Linked DNA regions of Homo sapiens: all the other regions are linked to region 3. The links are chromatin loops, found by intact Hi-C in ENCODE. Cell type or tissue: PC-9. All regions are shown on one strand. Links, peaks and the distances in the headings refer to the core of each region. The heading gives the core; the rest is flanking DNA.

What was found. Hi-C counts contacts between places; a loop is a spot of excess contacts. Peaks named below come from ENCODE experiments on the same cell type or tissue, not always from the same donor. Only the 100,000 strongest peaks of a DNase experiment are listed, where the experiment ranks them.
Region 1: a loop joins it to region 3, with 2.4 times the contacts of the local background. A loop is called at or near these places in 6 of 110 quality-filtered maps.
Region 2: a loop joins it to region 3, with 15 times the contacts of the local background. A loop is called at or near these places in 39 of 110 quality-filtered maps.

What each region holds. Positions count from the first base shown.
Region 1 is chr22:37,454,101-37,461,439 of GRCh38, forward strand. No RefSeq gene overlaps it. Among named protein-coding and RNA genes, the nearest start is that of MFNG, 29 kb to the right of the region's middle. In PC-9, for the core only: CTCF peaks have their summits at 3,413 (motif pointing left) and 3,616 (motif pointing right); DNase peaks (open chromatin) are centred at 1,441 and 3,461; H3K4me3 peaks cover 95 bases; H3K27ac peaks cover 910 bases.
Region 2 is chr22:36,778,057-36,785,395 of GRCh38, forward strand. No RefSeq gene overlaps it. Among named protein-coding and RNA genes, the nearest start is that of IFT27, 5.6 kb to the left of the region's middle. In PC-9, for the core only: CTCF peaks have their summits at 4,154 (motif pointing right) and 4,354; a DNase peak (open chromatin) is centred at 4,075.
Region 3 is chr22:37,194,686-37,202,024 of GRCh38, forward strand. It overlaps a transcript of C1QTNF6 not described here. Among named protein-coding and RNA genes, the nearest start is that of C1QTNF6, 10 kb to the left of the region's middle. RefSeq lists enhancers at 3,023-3,593, 3,594-4,163, 6,235-6,324, 6,345-6,394 and silencers at 3,846-4,075, 4,866-5,045. In PC-9, for the core only: CTCF peaks have their summits at 3,956 (motif pointing left), 4,168, 4,973 (motif pointing left), 5,173 and 1 weaker place; DNase peaks (open chromatin) are centred at 1,336, 2,586, 3,126, 4,816 and 2 weaker places; H3K4me3 peaks cover 3,405 bases; H3K27ac peaks cover 4,048 bases.

The DNA of each region.
Region 1 (7,339 bases), core at 1,168-6,167, 260 kb after region 3:
CAGGATACTAAAGGAGAAATAAAACCCCGAACTTGCAATCAGCTGAAGGGGTGGGTTTCCAGTGCTCGCCTGTGGGACTCCTTCCCCCTCACCTATCTGGCTGTTTGAGCTGAAACAGTCACAGCACTTGGAAAAATAGACAGGTTGTACCTTGCGGTGCACAGGAGTCTACTGCGTGCTGTGGCAGAGACTGTGGGGGGCCCCTACCATATCCTGTCTCCCACCTGCCTTAGCAACAAACACTTGGATGGCAATGTGCCTGGCCAAAAGGTTCCGTTTCTCAGCCTCCCTTGCAGCTAGGAGTGGCCACTGAGGGCCAAGTGTAAGCTGTCAGGTGGGACAGAAGGGAACATTGGGGCCAGTGTGTGCCCAGTCCCTGCTGAAAGTTAGACGTGATGATGGAGGCCCAGCAGCCATCTTGGATCATGAGGTGACCTTGAGGATGGAAGCTGGCTGCTAAGGCGGGTGGGACTGAAAGAGAGGAGCCTGGGTCCCTGAAGACACCATTGGGGCCCCCACCAACCCAGGACGCCTACCCCCGACGTGTTAGGTGAGAGAGTGAGAAGTCTGGATATGGTTTAAACCACTATTATCAATATTTCCAGCCTCTGTTCTCAGCAAAGGGAAATAAGCCCTGACTGATACCCAAACCCCGTGAGGTAGATACCACTGTACAACCCCTGCCCCTTGCACCCCCGTTTTACAGATGCACCCCCAGCCTCCCTTCCTCCCTCTGTGATGTCCGTGATGCCCAAAAGACCAGCATTCCATTCCCAGCCCCCTGACGCTGTGAGTCAGCCTCTGCCAGACCTGGAGTGGGCCCCACGGCTGCAATGTCAACAGTGCTCCATGCAGATGGCTGCGGCTCGAGCTGGTGACACGAGCGCTGTTGAGAAAGCAAAGTGCTGTCATGGACAGCGTGCCCTGCTGTAGAGATCAAGGGGAAGCCGGAGAATATTTACAAACCACAGAGAACAGACACACGAAGTGAATACCAGTTGGGTATAGTAAAAGCCTCTTTTAAACCTGTCCTACTCTTTCTTTGCCATGTGAAATCAAGTCGCTGGCAAGAAGCTCTCCGGTAAGACTAAGGTTTGCGGCTCTGCTGCAGGAAACACCATGAATTCCACACTGTGACCACGTGCGGGGCTGCCCTGCAATGCAGGGCACAGTGGCTGGGTACTTGGCAAGGACCCTAGACTGCCTGGGCTCACATCCCTGCTCCGTGAACTGGTTAATCTCAGGGCAAATTACTTCACTTCTTTGTGCCTTAGTTTCTTCATCTGTGAAATGGGCAACAGAGGGCGGCTGATCTGGGAAGAGCTTACAGCGGTGCCTGCTACACAGGAGGGGCTATTAAGGATCAGCACCATTCTCAGGTTCACGGTGAGAACCTAATTTCCTTATTGTCTGTTTGTTATAGGAAACTGAATTTACTCACCAGCATTGGAACATTCCATCTGCTGAGTCACACTCACTTCTCTTATCATCATTAACCCTGCGTAGGGGCTCCTGGCGCCAGAAGGAGCAACCCAAAGCTCTTCGTCTTGGTGAGGTTGATGCAAGTAAAAATAAGTGGTGATTATAAGTGATTCACTTGTCAAACGCAAGGTCAAGGGTCCCAATTTGTACATGTCTCTAAGGCAGCATCAAGAAGCTCCCCACATCCCAAACTGTCTCCCCTCTGACACTAGTGGAAATTTCACTATCAGAGCCAGAGAACTCCGAGGAGGAGAAGCAATTTCAGAGCACAGCGTCTTAGAGTAAATGAACATATCGAGGTCAGCTGGGGGGCTGCGAATCATGGCAAGGAAAGGGAGGGAAGGCCAGGGGCAAGTATTTGGACCCTCTCAGGGTGGTTGAGGATTCTGCAGCCACTAAAGGCGCACACACACATACGCGTGCGCGCGCGCGCACACACACACACACACACACACGCTGGTAATCGCTTTACCCCAGCAGTAGGGGCTTAAGCCTCTATCTAGGCTAGCCCCACCCCCGCCCCCTGCTGCATTAGCCACCTCTGTCCCAAGGCAGGATCCCCAGAGGTTCAACAAGGAAACCCTGCAGGGCTGGAAGCCGAATGCAATAGAGAGTTAGCAGCCACCAGTGGTCACACCCAACTCACACACATACACACTCACTCATGCACTCATACACACAGACAACACACTAGACTCAGACACCCACCGAGCTGTCTTCCCAAAGTCATGACAAATCCAGAGAGAGGTCCACAGAATTGTCCTATCCCAGAGAAAGCCACAGAAACACAAGTAGCTGGCACTGAGATACTCACACTCTGCCCCTGGGATCTCTCTGCCTGGGTGCCCCCGTTCCTGCCCCTGAACGGACAGACATTCTGCCCGGGGGGAGCCAACCCCAGTCAGGGTTTCCTCTCCCCACCTCTCCTTTCCCAGGTACGCAGGCCCCCAGTACGTTTTCGCCTTCTGTACCTCCTCCATTCGTGCCCCTCCTCGCCCGGGGACTGTGAGTACCCAAGAACAAGGACAGTCTGCCATTTTCCTGTGACCTCCCCAGCCCCCATGGCAGGAGCCGCAAACCCCCGCGACCCTTCTCGTAGGGTTCACGCCTCATCCCAGCTCCTCGGAGAAGCTGGCGGCTCTTCTCATTTTCCAGTGAGTGCGTGAAAATACAGATTAAACCAATTAGGGAAAAGTCATCAGAGGGCAAGGCGAGAGCCACCACTGCACCTAATCGTCAGCTCCAGCAATGCACAATGAGACAGACTCACAGATTACAAATGCACACAAATTCCGAAGTAGGAAGGGGGTGGCAGGATGGGGGCAGGCGAGCTCCATTTTAGATTCCCTTGTTTTTGTTTAGATGGCTTTCCTCTGTTGGCAACACACTTCCACCTTCATGCTCCCAGGAAAAGCAGGTAGGGTGGGAATGATTGCAGGAGGGGAACATGAGGCCCAAGGGACTGGTAAAGGACAGTTGCAGAAGGCCCGGGCCACCCAGACTGGTCTTCTCCTGGCTGGGCTGGAGGTGGGGATATGAGGGCCAGTCCCCAGGAGAGCCCCATTGGCCTGAAGGTCTGCTCTCTGTCCCACTCCTCTCCCTACAAAGAACCAGCATGTGCCTGAGAGGCAACCTTGCCCCTCACCAAATGGCAGGATTATTTAACTGATGGCTGCTGTCCCCCAGATGGTCATGTTTGTTAAATCTGGTAAGGAGACGTGCTGTGTGCTTTTCTTCCCCCTGGCTGGGGAGGATTTTCTTAGAATCTGAGTGCAAGGGGCCCACTTTCGTGCCCTTTTATCCCATAGGGCCCCTCCCAAGCCTAGCCTGGTCCCCTCAGTGGCACCCCAGTCATCTTAACCTTCCAGCCAGGCCTGCCTTGCCCTGGGCCAGGTGAGAAGCCAGTGGTGATGCATGAGTGCCCCCTGCTGGTGATGTTCTGCACTGTCCACTGGGACTCCTACCCCGGATCCAGCCAGGTAGCAGCATTCCCCACACACACCTCCAGGACTGCCTGGCTGGGTGAAGGAAAGGGTGGGCACCTGTGGGAGGAGCACAGAGCCCTAAGAATGTGCTTCATAAAGGCCCAAAGAAGCTGGGAACAGCTCCATTCCTGTTCCAGCAGCAGGGGGTGTGACTGTGGGTGGCAGGTAGACACTGAGCATTTTCCAGCAGGGGGCAAGGGAGGGTGCCTGTCATTGCGTATGGACTGTCAGAGAGACTTAGCATATGTGGGAGGGAGGAAGAAAGGAATGAGTGAATGAAGGAATGAATGAACTCATTATTTCCTAAAAGGTCATGTGAATAACACTAGTAAACTATCAGGGTAATTTTTAGATAATAGCGATGAACTTCTTTAAGAGTTATGTATCTAGTTTGATTGTATCTGATCCATCAGATTCATTAATATTTAAAACGAATGTCTTTAGATACAAAAGGGTCCATGTAAAGAAAGACATTAGGTAAATAACATGTATGTACTCTCAGCTCCTAGCGTGGGTATTCAATAAATGCTAGTAATGAATGAAGAATAAACAAATGCATGTACAGCTGACAAGGCAGATCATGGATGATCATTATAGGGCAGTAGGTCCCACACTTAGCTGTACCTTGCCATCACCTGGGGAGCTTTAAAGATTATCTCTGGGTGACTCTGTGTCTCTGAATCTCAGGGGGCTGGGGAGGAAGATGGTGCACCCTGGACAACCCTCAGAGGAGGAGAAAATCACCGGCTCCCAATTTGGGCAGCGAATCAGAAGCAGCATGGATTCACTGCCTTTTGAAATAGTGAAACTACCGTCATTGGAGAAAGGCGAACTGTGGTTAGGCGACCTGGGATTCCTCCGCTGGGAGAGAGGTTGAACTAGGTGAACTTGAAGGTTTCATGCAAGGAAAGAGAAGTTAGCTGATATTTATGTAGACCAGCTTCTAGATTGACACTAAGTACAAAGCTAATGTGTATTTACTATGGCTTTAATCTATACTGATTAAGAATGTCTCATTTATTCACCTGCACCTCATGTTTTACTTGGCATGTATCTTTATTATAGTTAATATAAATATCACATTAGCTGCTTACAGAACATATAGAATTTGCTGTCCTGAGTTTATTTACAAGTTAGTACCTCATTTATGAGACTTTTTACCCCTTGAGAACATCCGCCTTCTTCTTGAAAACTGTGACTGGTTCATTATAAACATATATTCGTATAATGGAGTTAATGGGGTTATCATCTGTTTATCTCTTTTAATTAGGCCCTGATTTGCCCAAACAATTTCAGTTACTTTCTTGATTACAGTTGGAGGAGCATGTGGTTTGGTGTGGGCTTGGTAAAGAGCTGCTGTCTGCTTCTCTAAATCCACGTATAGTATCATATGTTCAGGCTGAGTTAATATTTGATATGTGAGTTGTTCCCTTATCTTGTTAGATACTCTTGATAAAAGAATTCCCACTCATGAATTTTCATGGATATACCTCTGGAAAGGAATTGAGAAAAATAAATGTTGTGCTATTTGGAAAGGTTGGGAGACACGTTGCAATCGAGTCTGAGTTTTGATATCAGCTTAATGGTATTCGAATAGTAGCTTTTTTTTTTTAGCTTTGAGCGGATTTTTAAAACATAAAGCATGAATAGATTTGTCATAGTGCAGGGTCAAAATTAGTTCTGTTGATGGCAAGTTATGCAATATTAATTGTTTTATGAACAAAATGCAATTAAGTTGCAAATCCCTTGACAGAGTGCAATGTTAGGCCAATGTTTTCATCAGTATGAGGAAATGTCAGATTAGCTTCCCCAGGGAAGACGAAATCTTTGGCACGATGCCGAAAACATACGTGTTTGTTTTATAGCCGCGCCATGCTCTCTTACATGACTGGTGGGAATAAAAAGGAACACATTCACTCTCAAGGACAATTGGACAGCGTCTACCGAAATGATAAATACACCTTCTTTTTTTTTTTTTTTTTTTTTTTGGAGATGGAGTCTCACTCTGTCACCTAGGCTGGAGTGCAATGGTGCGATCTTGGCTTACTGCAACCTCCGCCTCCCGGGTTGAAGTGATTCTCCTGCCTCAGTCTCCTGAATAGCTGGGATTACAGGTGCACACCACCACGCCTGGCTAATTTTTTTTGTATTTTTAATAGGGACACGGTTTCACCATGTTGGTCAGGCTGGTCTTGAACTCCTGACCTCGTGATCCACCCGCCTCGGCTTCCCAAAGTGCTGAGATTACAGGCGTGAGCCACTGCGCCCGGCCACAGATGCACCTTCTCTTTAATCCACCAATCCTCCAATATACTCACATCTGCACTTAATAACACGTGTATGAGAAAATTCACTGTAGCATTGTTTGAAAAGCACATGATTGGGAAAACCATCCAAATGCCCATCCATAGAGGACTGACTGGTCAATAGAAAACTGTACATCTATTACGTGGAATACCATGAGGCTGTCAAAAAAAAGAATGAGGACTCAACAACAACAACAAAACCACCTGAATAAAAACTGGGCAAAAGAGTTGAATAGACATTTCTCCAAAGAAATTATACAATGGGTGGCCAATAACACCTGCAAAGATGTTCAACATCCCTAATCATTAGGGGAATGCCAATCAAAACCACAATGAGGTGCCACTTCATACCCAAGACGATGGCTATTTTAAAAAAGAAAAACAGGCAAGTGTGGTGGCTCACGCCTGTAATCCCAGCACTTTGGGAGGCTGAGGCAGGCGGATCACCTGAGGCCAGGAGTTCGAGACCAGCCTGGCCAACATAGTGAGACCCTGTCTCTACTAAAATTGCAAAAATTAGCCAGGTGCGGTGGCACTCACCTGTAGTCCCAGCTACTCGGGAGGCTGAGGCAGGAGAATCACTTGAACACAGGAGGTAGAGGTTGCAGTGAGCTGAGATCATGGCACTGCACTCTAGCCTGGGTGAAAGAGTGAGACTCAGTCTCAGGAAAAAAAAAAAAAAGAAAAGAAAATAATTGTTGGCCATGATGTGGAGAAATTAGAACACTTGTGCATTGCTGGTAAGAATATAACATGATGCTCTCCTATGGAAAACAGTACAGCAGGTCCTCAAAAAAATTAAACATAGAATTCCCATATGATCTAGCAATTCTGGCTATATGCCCTGAAAAACTTGAAAGTGGGGACTTAGACAGATATCTGTATACCCACGTTCATACCAGCATTATTCGCAATAGCCAAAAGATGGAAGCAAGCCAAATATCCATTGACATGAATGCAGGAGCAAACTGAGACATATCCATTCTATGGAATAGTATGCTGCCATAAAAAGGAATGAGGTGCTGATATATGCTACAAACATGGATGACCCTTGAAAACATTATGATTAAACATTACAAAAAAGTTGTGGTGATGGTCACACAACATTGTGAATAAAATCAATGCCACTGAATTGTACACTTAAAAGTGGTTAAAGGCCAAGCACAGGAGGATTGCTTTGGCAGGAGGATCGCTTGAGCCCAGGAGTTCAAGACGAGCCTGGGCAAAATGGCAAGACCCTGTCTCTACAAAAAAAAAAAAAAAAAAATGTAGATTTAAATTAGCCAGGGTGTGGTGGCATGCCCCTATAGTTCCAGCTACTCAGGAGGCTGAGGTGAGAGAATGACTTGAACCCAGGAATTCAAGGCAGCAGTGAGCTCTGATTATGCCACTGCACTCCAGCTTGGGCAACAGAGTGAGACCTCGTCTCTTTAAAAAAAAAAAAAATGGTTAAAATGGTTAAAATGGTAAATTTTGTTATATATATTTTAATGCAATTTTTAAAAATTAATAATGTCATTTTTTAAAGCGTGGAAGTCTAGGGCCGGGTGCAGTGGCTCACACCTG
Region 2 (7,339 bases), core at 1,168-6,167, 420 kb before region 3:
TCCAAGCCTGTGGTAAGCTCTCTTGCCCTAAACCCTTAAATACTCTTAGTCTGTAAGAGAGAGCACTCCTGACTGAAATTGGCCAGAAGCCCCTCTCAGGTTTATGCTCCAAAATAAACCTGTATTTAACTGTTGAGCCACTTTTCATGTTTCTTGCCTCTTTCTTTAACTCTTGCAGGTAATAATCACACCTCCCTCCCAGGGCTGTTCTCTGTTCCCCACCCACTGTCTCCCTTTTGTTGCTGCTACTCTGTGTGATTTTAGTCAGCATTATCATAAGAGCATTGTAGAACTTTCTAGAGAGATGGTAAACACTTGTATGGTGAATTCTGTCCCCCTTCACCTCATGGACCCAAGGGCCTTCTATACATTTCTGTGACTGAAGGTAAGCTGAATGAGAGTCACTAGGTTTAAGGTGGTCAGAGAATTTTGGAGCCATGGGGGCTCCTGAGCAATTCGAGTTATCCCATTTCTGAGCAGCTCTAATAGTCACAGCTGGCCTATGTTGACCACAGACTTAAGGCTGGCCTTGTTCTAAGTGATTTTAGGGATTAATTAGTTTAATTTCACATTTACATTTGATATTCACAATAACCATGTATCATCCCCATTTGATAGATGGGGAAACTAGGGCCCAAATGAGATTAAGTGAAACACCGAAGGTCACCTAGCTAGTGAGTAGCAGAGATGGATTTGAACTCCTTCTCACCCTTCCTAAAGAGCAAATACTTATTGAGTTCCTTGCCGTAATAACTTGCGTTGATTGAGCATTAGATGTGAGGCATCTGCTAAGCACTTCACATCCTCTCTCCTGTATGAAACCATGACCCTGGGAAGTGGAAACTCTCATTCATTTGAAGAAAGGAAAGAGCCACAGAGAGGCCAAGGTCATGCAACAAGTCAGCCAGATCCAGAACCAGCCTCAGATCTCTTGACTCTGGGGACCAATGTTTGTTTCTTTGTTTTCCCCCATTATCCAGCATAGTCTCTCCATTTTCATTAATTAGCTTTTCTTGAGTGCCTACCATCAGCCAGGCATGGTGTTGGTTGCTGGATCCACTGAAGGGTGGGGATGACAGAGCCCCAGGCTTTACCTCTGGGTGAGATATCACGGCAATGTGGGAATACGGGCCCAGGGTTGCACACTTTTCTAGAGGAGCCAGGAATCTGGATTTTTGTGTGAAATCCCCTGACCTGTTAGTGTTGGCAATGAACTTAAATTTAAAACACTGTAGCTGCAGTAGAAACCTCTGTTGACCGGTTCAACCTGGGGGCTGCTCATCTACGATCTTTGGTAAAGAAAGGAAGACCAACATGTGGACAAGTCACTGTGCCACAGGTGGATATGGGACTCCCTATGTACACCTCGAGGAGCATTCCTAACCCTGGGTGGATGGAGAGGGAGTCGGGAAGGATATTCTGAAAGGAGAGCCTTGTAGGAATTTGCGAGGTGGACACAGGGGAAGGCAAATGCTGGGTGGATGGGTCAGCACATGCAAAGGCTCAGAGCTCTGGGAGGGCAGCAGATGGAACACACGGTGGAATGGCAAGACCCAGAGTAGAACCCTTGTTTGAGGAATTAATTCAACAAATATTCTGTTGAGTGCTTGCTAAGCACTAGGACGTAGAGGTGGACAGAACCATCTAGCCCAGTGGAGCGGCAGATGATCAAGCAGTAATGATCTATGATTGCATGTAGTCAATGTTGAATAGGGGAGGATGTGGTGCAGAAAGAACAAATACCCTATGCTCTGATCCCTGGACTGGCACACCAGCATCACCTGGGGATTAGTAAGAAATGCATTTTCCCAGGCCCCACCCCTGACCAGCTGAACACTGGAGGTGGAGCCCACAATCTGCTTCCATAAGGCCTCCTGGTGACTCCGACACAAGCTCATGTTGAGAACTGCTTTTCTTAGCTAATGCCAGGACCCACCTTTATCTACTCTATTGGGTCATTTTACTGTTTTTCAAGCTCCTCGGGAACGTTCCCACCGCAGGGCCTTTGTACGCACTGTTCCCAATGAGGCTGTATGACTCTCCTTCATGATCTTCAGATCTCAGCTCAAACGTCATGCCTTCGGGGAGCCCTCCCAAACACACAATTTAAGCATCGCCCCCAATCTGTCAGTCTCAATATCCTTGACTTACTTTACTTTCTTCATAGCGTTCACTACTACCAGAGATTACACAGTCTGTCCCTCTGTATCCGTGGGGGATTGGTAACCATGGATATCAAAATCCAGGGCTACTCAAGTCCCCTATATAAAATGTTGTAATATTTGCACAAAACCTACACACGTCCTCCTGTATACTTTAAGTCACCTCTAGATTACTTTCAATAACTAATACAATGGAAATGCTATAGAAATATTGGTATACTGTATTTTATCTGTATTATTTTTATTGTTGTATTGTTATTTTTTTATTTTTGCAATGTGCAGTTAGTTGAATCCAGAGATGTGGAACCCGTGGATGCAGAGGGCCACCTATATTCCATATTTATTAGTTTATTTATATGGTATCTGTCGCCCTCCACTAGAAGGTAAGCTTCATGAGAACTGACACTTGGTCTCTTTTGTTCACCCAGTATCTAGGACAGTCCCCTGCATGGTGAGGCACCCCGTAAATACTTCTGAATGAATGAATGACTCTCATAGGGTTTACCCTTCCGGTTGTGTATTCATTCATTCAACAAGCACCAACTCTTGAATATCAGTTTTTGGGCAAGCAATGGGCTTACTACTGAGAGATGTGCAATGACCATTCAGATGGGGTAACCTCATCCTGGGTCCTCTCCCACCCCTAGCCTGCACCCCTAGCTACACCCATATGCTCTGTGGAAGAGGAAGTATTAACAGTGCTGCTTCCCAAAGCCAGGGACTAGACTGTTGGGGCTGATTACTGGGGCTTTGGATAAGAGGGGAGTGGAGGGGCAGCTGCTGACAAGTTGTTCCCAGAAATTGTTCAATCATCCTGGGGTTGAACACGTCCCGACATCCCTGAAGAGCAGCATGCGGATGAGCCACGGCTCCCTGCCAGGGACAGCAGCAACATTCCACGCACAGCGCCAGGGCTGATCATCCCCAATGCAGGGCCCAAGCCCCTTTGCCACTGTGTCTTGACAGCCAGGGGGTTCTCCTTCTGCCTGGGCCCCATCACAGCCCCTTCACTTATAGGGTGTAGTAGCAGAATTGTTGGATGGAATCCAACAATTGGGTAAATAGGAGATTTTAGGGGAAATTAAATAATTGAGAGTGATTCTGCATGAATTCTCAAGAAGAATATCTTTCATACATTAAAGCAGATTTGCTCAAATGCCCTCATGTCAGAGGCAATGCCAAAAAGAGAGTGCTAATAGATTTGTAGAAATTTTATGTATTTAGATCAGGGTTTCCCTACCTCGGCACTATTGACATTTGGGGGTGAAGGGTTCTTAGTTATGGGGGCTGTCCTGAGCAATATAGACAGCATCTCTGTCCTCTGCCCACTAGATGCCAGAGCAAGCTCCCTTGCTGAGACCACCAAAAATGTCCCTGGACATTGCCAAATGTCCCCTGGGGGGCAAAATCTTCCACGGATGAGAAGCACTGATTTAGATGTATGAACCCACTGAATAAAGGATATTGATTTTGCACTTGCAATCTACAAGGCCTTGGGCCTCGGGCTTCCTGGGCTTGAATCTTTGTCTTGCCACCTCTCCTCTGTGTCTCAGTCTCCTCCCACCTGCTCCAGTAGGCGCTTTGAGGCTCAGAAGAGTGGCCACATGCAAGGGGTCCCCAGCACGCCTGACACGTGGTAAGACTCAGTGAGCACCAGTTCTGATGAACAGCCACTGGGGTGGCCATGAGTCCCTGGAGGAGGATTTATAATGCGGTGGTACAGTTCTGTTTTACAATTTCCTATAACGCACTGTCACATCTGGTGCACTGCCTTCTCTCGGTAATGACCTTTGCTGTTCTTTTTTCCACTGTTCACGTGGGCCCGGTTGTTTATGTCTCCGCTGATGCAGTACTTGGCGGTGGCCATCTCAATAAAGGGCAGAGGAAATGGAACTGACTCACCTTCTGTGCGCCCGGAATGCAAAGTGGAGGCCTGAGCTGTGGCCTCGGCGGGGCACGGAGGCCGCGATGTCCTGATTCTGTCAGCAGGGGGCAGCAGCAGCCGGGAAATTGTCTGCTGCAGGAGGGCAGAAGGGCTGCCGCCTTTTGACTTATTTGCTGCCGCCTTTATTTAAAGTTGAGCAAATCATCCCTCCAGAGCCACCCGGAGGCCCCCTTTAACAGCCCGAGATACTCCATCTGCAGAAGCCAAGAGCCGCTTTTCCAGAACGTTCCACATTAGTGCATCTCTGTCCGTTTGCTCGCCAACTGAGAATGAGAGGCTGAGACATCACCTGGGCGCCTCTCTTTGAGGCGCGGTGCTTTGATTTACATCCCAGAGCCAAGGGCTCCTGAGTCCTGCTGGAGAGTTCTTCTCGCACCTGCCGCCTTCCCTCACTGCCCCCTTTCCACACTCCACGCATAAAGCCTGGGTGGTTGTGTTCAAGGAGGGCCAAGGAATTCTGGGTGCCCCAGGCTGAAGCTATGTCAAATTCTGCTAGAGGCAAAGTTGAGTGGGTCCCTGACACTCTACCCTTTTTTCCCTTCCCCGGCCCCCACTCCATATAACACCCTGCAGCTGCGCGACACAGTGCCCTTCCCAGAACAGCCCTCCCCCGGCAGCTGCACCCACCACACTCAGGGCCCATCTTAGTTGATTCCTCACCTCATGCACTTGGAAACTTAATAGCCCAGTTTCATTCTCGCATCATACCTTGGAATACGCCGTAGACATCCTGGGTTCCATTTTCCACCCAGCGGCCAGCATCGTCCTTTACAAATCTTAATTTCGGATAGGTAATCTCACCCCAAGATTCAACATTTAAAAGAGAAAATCTACAGAGAACGTCCCCTCCGTCCCGCCCCTGACAGTTGCTTATGTACCCTTTCGGAGAGATTTTACATATATCCCAGCACAAAAGCACATACACATTCTTTTTTTTTTTTTTCCTTGGGACAGAGTCTTGCTGTTTCCCAGGCTGGAGTGCAATGGCGCAATTTCGGCTTGCTGCAATCTCCGTCTCCAGGGTTCAAGCCATTCCCCTGCCTCAGCCTGCCGAGTAGCTGGGACTACAGGCGCCCGTCACCACGCGTGGCTAATCTTTTGTATTTTTAGTAGAAACGGGGTTTCACCGTGTTAGCCAGAATGGTCTCGATCTCCTGACTTCAGGTGATCCGCCAGCCTCGGCCTCCCAAAGTGGTGGGATTACAGGCGTGAGCCACCGTGCCTGGCCACATACACATTCTCATTCTTTCTCTCCTTCTTCCCTCTGCAAATAGAAGCCAGCACCCGCTCTTCCATCTAATGTACTTTGGAGTGGCCCCATGTCTGTACTCAAAGTGCGCTCGGTCTTTTGTGTGGCTGAGTCCCGTTCAGCTGTAAAAAGTGATACTTCTAAATATCACCGCATTTCCACTGAAAGTCCCCCAAAGGCTTCCCACTGTGCTTGGGGGAAAGTCCACCTTTCCCACGGAGCTGTCAGGACTGGTGAGTGGGCAGTGCCTCCTCCCTGGCAGTTTTCATCTGCCCAGCAGCTGGCTCTCTGCATCCTCACATTCGACTTGCCCGTTCTGCCTCAGGGCCTTAGCCCTGCTGCCCTCACTCATCTAGTTAACTCCTGTATGCCTTTCTCAGCTCAAACATCATTTGCCCTCCATGTCCTGCACACTCTGGACACCAGTGGCAGTCACCACCACTTGTAGTTACTGTCGGGGCACACCACTGCAGGCTCTAGAGCCAGACAGACCCCTGGGGTTCAAATCCCAGCTCCACCACTTCCTTGCTGTGTGACCTTGGGCAGCTGACTACACCTCTCTGTCCCTGTTTCCTCCCATGTGGAATGGGAGCATGAATAGATCCCTGGTCCTGGGGTTTTGTAGTGGGGATTAAATGACTGGCCAGAGCAAGCCTCTACTACCTGCTGGTGCAAATCTTTGAGGGAGGACCACGTCTCCTTGGCAGCCATCATATCCTGGTGCCTGGTTGATAGTAGGAGTTCTATAAATATGAGTCAAAATGACTGCACTTTAGTATGGGTCTCTGTAGGAATCATCGTCTTAACCCACTGGTTCTCAAACTGAGCCGCTCATGATACTAGTTAATAACATGATAATAACAGCCAGGCTGGGTGTGGTGGCTCACGCCTGTAATCCCAGCACTTTGGGAGGCCGAGGAAGGTGGATCACCTGAGGTCAGGAGTTCGAGACCAGCCTGACCAACATGGTGAAACCCCATCTCTACTAAAAGTACAAAAATTTGCCAGGTGTGGTGGCTCACACCTGTAGTCCCAGCTACTCAGGAGGCTGAGACAGGAGAACTGCTTGAACCCGGGAGGTGGAGGTAGCAGTGAGCCGAGATCACGCCACTGCACTCCAGCCTGGGCAACAGAACGAGACTTCATCTCAAGAAAAAAAGAACAGAAAGGAAAAGAAGAGAAAAGAAAAGAAAAAAGAAAAAAAATTAACAGCCTGCCGTCACTGACCCAGGCCAGGCTCTCTCCTTAGATTGTGTCATCTCACTCTCACAACCATCTGGACAGGCAGGTAGCATCATGATCTCAAGATCCCTATTTTACAAGTGAGGAAACTGAGGTACAAAGAGATTAAGTAGCTTGTCAGAGGTCACACAGTAGCTGAGCTAGGAGTCAAATTCAGGAAGCCTTCTAGGAAACAATAAACATTTGATAAACATTGTCTTAACCCAAAGATGCTTATCTCTGTGACTAGGGGAAGGGGCTCTGCCTAATTCTATTCTGGGCAGGTGTCCAGACCCAGCTCAAATGCCCCTCCTTCCTCCTACCTCCAACCCTGCATCCCATGTCCTGATTTACACCTGGACTCTCAGAGAGGAGAGGTGGCTGTTCTACCCAAACCAATCCATCTAATTAAGGATTTGCAGCCCCTGATATCCTCTCCAGCCAGTGCCCTGACTGTTATCCCCTCTGAGCCTTCTGCGTCTGCTGCCCTCTGCCACCCCTGCTGCCCACACAAGCTCGAGCCTTTCCCACATCTCCAAGGGAGACCATCCCTTATTCCTGCATTTCATCCTTGAAAGTATGGCTCCTCCAAGGACTTTCCAGGCCCTCTTTCATTCCCTCACCTCCACTTATTCCATGATATGCCACAAACCATCTTACCCCAAACCTGTGTCAAAGGTTACTCATGGCCAGGCGCGGTGGCTCACGCCTGTAATCCCAGCACTTTGGGAGGCCGAGATAGGCAGATCACTTGAGGTCAGG
Region 3 (7,339 bases), core at 1,123-6,122:
CCAGGAGACTAGCCACCCCACTCAGTGCCCAACATCAACCTGGCAAGGCTCAAACTTGCTCCCGATGGCCCTTGTCATCTTTGATCCACTCCAAGTGAGGTGGAATGCCCTCCAACCAGAAGTTTCAACATATGGTAGCTGGGCAAGATGGAAGAGTGGAGAGTCACCCTGAGTGACAGAAAAGATAGAAAAGAGAAAGGAGAGAGGAAGAAAAGCATTGCCTGCCGGGGGGTGGAGAAGCTGAGGAGCTCAGGGAGGCCAGAGGCCTCCATTCCATTGACACTGGATCAATAGTTCAGGAGGTCGCTTGTCAGTAGCAAAGGTATCTTTTCCAGCAATCTCATCATCTCTAAAGTTTCCCCCTTTGGGGAGAAGAAAGCTCCCCATGTCCCATGATCCTGTACGTGCCTAATCCTGTCACTCACAGCTGTCAGCAAACAGTGCAAGGCAGATTAATGAAAAGAGAATAGTGGTTAATATCCCATAGTGCCTAATCCATTTCTCCTTACCAAGGGACATGACCGAGGGGGACCTCTAACTCCCTAAGGACTCCAACCTTCTTCATTTGGGCCTCTAACCCAATTTCTGATAAGCATCTTTGCCCTTCACTAAGAGGGGCCTTTAACCCCCTATTTCTGAGGAGGGAACCTAACCCAAATCCATACATTACCCAGAATAAAATATCCCTCACTTACCCAAAGTCAGCCAATTGGGGCTGTAGTCTATTTCCTTTGGGTTGAGGGTGTTTTCTGGTATCGTCCCTTCGTGGTTCACTAGAAAAAATGGTACTGGAAAGGGGTCCCAATCCAGACCCAAAGAGAGGGTTCCTGGACTCGCACAAGAAAGAATTTGAGGTGAGTCCACAGAGTGAAGTCAAAGCAAGTTTACAGAGAAGTAAAGAAACAAAAGAATGGCTACTCCATAGACAGACCACCCCTGAGCGCTGCTGGTTGGCTGTTTTTATGGTTATTTCTTGATTATATGCTAAACAAAGGGTGGATTATTAATCAGTTTTCCAAGAAAGGGGAGATTTCCCCAGAACTGAGAGTTCCTCCCGCTTTTAGACCGTATAAGGTAATTTCTGGACATTGCCATGGCATTTGTAAATTGTCATGGTGCTGGTGGGAGTGTCTTTTAGCATGCTAATGCATTATAATTAGTGTATAATGAGCAGTGAGGATGACCAGAGATCACTTTCATCACCATCTTGGATTTGGTGTGTTTTGGCCGGCTTGTTTAGCGCATCCTGTTTATCAGCAGGGTATTTATGACCTGTATCTTATGATACCAGTCCTGCCGACTCCCATCTCATCCTGTGACTAAAAATGCCTAACCTCCTGGGAATGCAGCCCAGCAGGTCTCAGCCCTATTTTACCCAGCTCCTACTCAAGATGGAGTGGCTCTGGTTCTAACACCTCTGACACAGGGCCAGGGCGGCAGCCAAGTCGCTCCTCTATGCTCCAGCCCCAGCTACACCAAAGTCTTCTTCCTCTGACTGGAATTCTGCCATTGTTACTGACTCACCCTGGTCTTCTAGAACTATTCCCTTGTGGAAATGACCCCCAACAAGTTCACAGGAGGGCAGCCTGTTTGCCTCTGGGTCTGGCAGGGTCCTGCCTCAGTTTCCTTCTTGTTAGGCAGGGGGAAGTTTGGCAAAGACTCTCTGCCCTGGCTTCCTGGGGCCCGAGACTCCTGTATAAAGACTGTCTCAAATGTCCCTTATCCTCCACCAAGGGATTTGGTGGGTTTTGGCTGGCTTGTTTACAGCATCCTCCTATTCTACATTTGTTGAAGACTTACTGCCTGGGCCAGGTCTCATCTCTCTAGGGGCTTTTGGTCCCCAAAGGGTGTTTATATCCATTACTTCAACTAGTCCTAGGGAGCTGGGGTCAGGCAGCTGAAGTGACTTGCCCAAGGTCACATAACTGGTAGAGAGGAGCAAAGCCCCCTACAGAAGGGAAGACTCTCCAACCCGATGGAATTCCCTCGGGGCTTGGGCATGGGCGGGGAACAATGCCTGCAGGTCAGGGCCGTCCTGGGAGGAGGGAGGTGCAGGAGTGCGGGGACCCCGGCGGGGAGTGGGGATATATTTAAATCTGGGGCTTCAGGTGCTAAATCCCATTCCCCCACTCACAGCTGGGCCAAGTGTGGAGGATGGGACGGCCCCTGGGCTCTGCGTCCTCAACCAGGGCTCATCCTTGGGCCTCCAATTTCCAATTTATTTGGGGGGATAATCAAACAGAAGAATATGAAGCCTGGAAAGATCCTCAGAAATGATCTCATCTGATTCTTTCATCTGACCAGCAGGGACACTGTGGCCCAGGGAGGATTTATCTTTGGCCCAAAGGTCACATGGCAGACTACAATCCAAGCTGGGATGACAGCCAGACTCTCCCAACCTCCAGCCTTGTGCTGTCACCCCTCCCAAACCGACTTGGAATCCCCCAGGTCATCCATTCAGGGGTGCAAGGGGGCCCAAAGGAAAGCAGACTAAAGGACTTTGGCCACTGGGAACACCCAAAGGCCTGCACTGGCCCTGCTCTCTACGTGGCCCTGCCCCAGGCAGCATTCCCAGGGCGCAGAGCCAGGGCTGCAGAGGGAGGGAGCCAAGGGGAGCCTCCCTCCCTGCTTCTAAGGGAAAAGGGTTGAGTCGGCAGCACTGGAGAGGGAGACAGCTCCTGCCTGGCTCCAAGCCTTCGGGCTTAGAAAACCTGACCTTCTGAGGAAACAGGGATAGAGAGAACCATCAATGGGACTTGGGGAGAAACAGGCTGGGGACACAGCAATGGTTTTGTCAAGGGCCAACTGTGTGCCTGGCAGTGTTCCATACCGCCCTCAACAGCTCCTCTGCAGAGAAGAGCTGTTCAACCCACTTCACAGGTGAGGAGGCTGAGGTCTGAAAAGCCAGGCAACTCACCAGGTTCTGGTGCCAGCTCATTTGGCTCCCGGCCATGCAATGCCCCGGAGAAGAGCCTCCTGTCCCTCTAGGTGCAGGGCAGCTGGCAGGAGTCAGAGCAGACAAGAGAGAACTCTGGAATATTACACTTCAGTATTTTCCCTCCCATTAGCTTTGACCGTGCCTGAAAATTCCTCCATTTGTGCGTCATCCGTTGGTGTCCCAGCCTTTCTGACGATCTCCTCAGCTGGTCAGGTGGCCTGAAAACAGAGCTCCAGCCCTGGGGCAGACAAACCTGGGTGATGACTCAGCTCCCCCTCCTAGCTGTGTGACCTCGGGCAAGTTTACCTCTCTGAGCCTTGGTGTCCCTGGGCCAGATAAACATGAGGAGGCCAGGACCATCGGGGCCGACTGGTGGAATGCCCGATGGGGGCACTCCCCACTGGCCACCCATCAGTAAAGCTGTGTGCCCTTTCCCAGGCACCCTGGGACCCAGGACAACAGCATGACCAGGAGGAGCGCAGGCCCAGGGTGGCTCTCATCACCCTGCTATCACTCCCAGCAGCAAAGGAGTAACCCCAATGCAGAAACCCAGGGTACAGGCCCTGCTTCCCCAGCCACTCCCCACCCTTTCCCCTGCCTCCAGAAGCTGGCTTTTCTCCCCAACCATTCTGTGGGCCTTCCATATCTTGACTCCTCTAATCCTTCCAACAATGCTCTGACGTAGGCACACGTGTTACCTCGTCTGTCCATTTTACAGACGAGATAGATGAGGCACATACTGACCAAGAGCCAAGCCCCTGGCCACCATCCTGCACTCGCCCACGTTCCAGCCCAGGGTCAGGAGAGGGTGTGAAAATAGGCACATTCAGTCAGCGCTTACAAAGCACGGCGCGCTTCATGTATTTAAAAAATAAAATGTGTGCCTGTCAAAAAGGGAGACAGGACAGTAAACATGATTCCTGGCGTCCGCTATGTAGGCTCTGAGTGGCAAGTCACAGATCTAACTGTTCAAGCGCAGAGATCAATTTCAACAAAGGAAGACGCGAGCGCCTCCTGCTGGGCAGAGCCCCCGCGCCCGGGAACCCGGGACGCTCCCCGCTCCCCGGTCCCCGGCCCCCGCCCGTCCCACCAGCCCGTCCCCTCAGGGAACTTTGGGGCAGGCCAGGGCGCCCATGCACTCGCTTCTTCCTCCAAACCCCCGCAGTCCCCGCAGCAACCCCCACCCCCCACACACAAACCGGCTTCCTCCCACGAGGAGAGCCCCGGGCCTGGTTCTACCGACTCCCCCACGTTGAACCGCCCAGGGGCCGGGGAAAGTTTCGCTCTCCGGAACCAGGTTCCCCGTCCTGGGCTTTCAGGACGTCGGATCCCAAAGGTGTTCAGCGGAGTTGGGCGGGCTGTCATGTTTTACAAAAGGGGAAACTGAGTCTGGAGAGCGCCAGCTCCGCGCCAGGCCCTCTGCCCCGGCGGGAAACCTGCTGATTGTTGGAGGGGAAACCGAGACTCAGGGACACTGAGGGGCAGCAACTTCCTCCCCCGACACGACAGAACAGTGGCAGAGCCTGCCTGCTGGGGCGTGCGGCTGGCGCCAACCTCTCCCTTTCTCCCTGCAAAACGAAGGCGAAAGACGCCCCCACGCCAGGCTCGGGGAGCCCCTCCCTCTCCACCCGCTTCCCCCTCAAACCCTGGTTCGTGTCTCCCTCTGCATAGCCCAGGGCCCAGGCAAGCGGAACCCCTACATCCACGACAGCGCCACGGGCCCGAGGGACGAGGACCTGCCTCTCTGGCCCACCCGGGCCTCGCGCCCGGAGGGCGGAGCCACAGCCGCGCCGGGAAACTGCCTTTGCACTTCCGGCGTAGGGCGAAGCCGAGCAGATCGGAACAAGGCCGAGTCTGGCCGAGTGCTGCCGAATACAGCCGAGTAGAGCCGAGCCTGGCCGAGTGGAGCCAAGGGTCGCCGAATAGAGACGAGTCCAGCCGAGCGGAGCTGCGGGTCGGATACCACGCGGCTACTGGGCGAGGCCTGAGGACCCGCGGCGCCCCCTGCCGGGCCTGGGGAGCACAGAGCCACGCTCCAGCCGTCCCCGCAGCCCTGCGACAGGCTTTTGAGATGGGCGTGGGAGCCCATTTTTTCGGATGAGGAAACTGAGTCTACGAGAGGTTCTGAGGCTGGCTCAAAGGCACTCAGCGCTAAGAGGCAGTGGCGCTGGGGTTCAAACCCGATTGCGTGGCCAGGAGCTCACCTTTCACTGCCGACCACGTAATGGGCATCGTGCGTTTGTTCCGTTCTCCCTCTGGCAGCTGCCGTTTGATAAGGCCCAACAGGGAGAGCCCCTCCCTTCTGAAGAGCAGGCGCAGGGTCCTGGCTGGAGCTCAGAGGCAACCCCTGATCTTACAGAGGGAGACACCAGGCAGGCTCTGGGGCCTGTTGAGCCAGCAGTTCCCCTGAGCAAATATTGACACATTTGCTGGCCTTTAAAGCGGACAGGAGGGTGGAGAGGCCACATCCCAGCTCTTCCCCTGCTAGGATCCGATACACCCCACCCCACCGTAGGCCTCAGTTTCTCCACCTGTAAGATGGTGACAGAGGATGTGGGTTCCAGGAGAGTGTGAGCCAGAACCTGAGGTGTCTGGGACCCCAGGGGACCCTGAGTGTGGCCCAGGCACCTTTTTTTTTTTTTTTTTTTAAGATGGAGTCTCGCTCTGTCACCCAGACTAGAGTGCAGTGGTATGTTCTCCGATGACTGCAACCTCCGCCTCCTGGGTTCAAGCGATTCTCCTGCCTCAGCCTCCCGAGTAGCTGGGACTACAGGCACGTGCCACCATCAAGCCCAGCTAATTTTTTTGTATTTTTAGTAGAGACGAGGTTTCACCATGTTAGCCAGGATGGTCTCGATCTCCTGACCTCGTGATCCGCCCGCCTCGGCCTCCCAAAGTGCTGGGATTACAGGCGTGAGTCACCGCGCCCAGCCGGCCCAGGCACTTTTTTTGAGCCTATGAGAAAATGAAGGTTTGTCTCACCCTCCACACACAGGTGTGCACTCATGTGTGCCCGTCATTCACCCCTCAGTGTGGTGCACGCTGCTGTGAGGTTTGCTGGAGGCCTGCTGGGATTCTGGGGAGGAACCAAGGTCCCCATGGGGCCTGGGCTGCCCTCTGCCTGTTGGGTCTTCCCAGAGGGTGTTGTCTGCCATGGCCACCAGGGACACCAGTGGCCTCAGAGCTCTCCCCACGCCCAGCATCACTCCCGTCCACTCAGCCCCCATTTTCATAGTTTTGTTTTTAAACTATGGGCCCTGGACTAGGAACTGTGTTTTGGATCTGGCTCAGACCCAAAACAGCCCTTGGCCACCAAGCTCTGGACCTTGTTGGAGAGTTTGAAGGAATGAATGGGTTAACCCAACAGGTCCTCTGGGAGACCCAGGAGAGAAGGGGCCATTATCTCCATTTTGCAAGTAGGAATTTTGAGTTTGCTAGGCCTGCTTTAACAAAGCACCACATACTGGGAAGACTTAAACAACAGAAACTGATTGTCTCACAGTTCTGGGGGTAGAAGTCCAGGCTTGGCCTCAGCAGGGCTAGTTCCTTCTGAGGGCTGCAAGGGAAGGAAGAGCTGTTTCAGGCCTGCTCCTAGCTTCTGCTGCGCTGGTAATCGTTGGCGTTCCTTGGCTTGCGGATGCCTTGTTTGATCTTTACCTTCATGTTCACATGGCGTCTCCCTCCTGGGTGCCTGTCTGTGTCTGAATCTCCACTTTTTTTTTTTTTTTTTTTTTTTTTGAGATGGAGTTTTGCTCTGTTGCCCAGACTGGAGTGCGGTGGCGTGATCTCAGCTCACTGCAACCTCTGCCTCCCAGATTCAGGTGATTCTCCTGCCTCAACCTCCCTAGCTAGCAGCTGGGATTAGAGGCGCATGCCACTATGCCTGACTAATTTTTGTATTTTTAGTAAAGATGGGGTTTCACCATGTTGACCAGGGTGGCCTCAAACTCCTGACCTCAGGTGATCCACCCGCCTCAGCCTCCCAAAGTGCTGCGATTACAGGCATGAGCCACCGTGCCTGGCCTCCCCGCTTCTTAGGGACACCAGTCGTATTGGATTAGGGGCCATCCCTGCTCCAGTATGACCTCTTCACTACCTACAACTGTGATGACCCCATTTCCAAATATCAGGTCACATTCTGAGGCTCTGGAGGTTAGGACTTCAACATAGAAATTTAGAGGGGGACAGAATTCAGCCTTAACAGGAATGGATGCCCTAGGAAGCCCTGTGTGACACATTCTCTGTCCCTAAAAAGGGGCCTCTTTGCTACCTTTCTTCCTTTCACTCACTGCCTTCCTCCAGCTCAGGGCCTTAGCACGTGCAGATACCTCTGCCTGGCACACTTAGGCTGAAACTTCCACTCTAGATGCAGCTCCCACCAGCCCCCAACCCTCCTAGTGC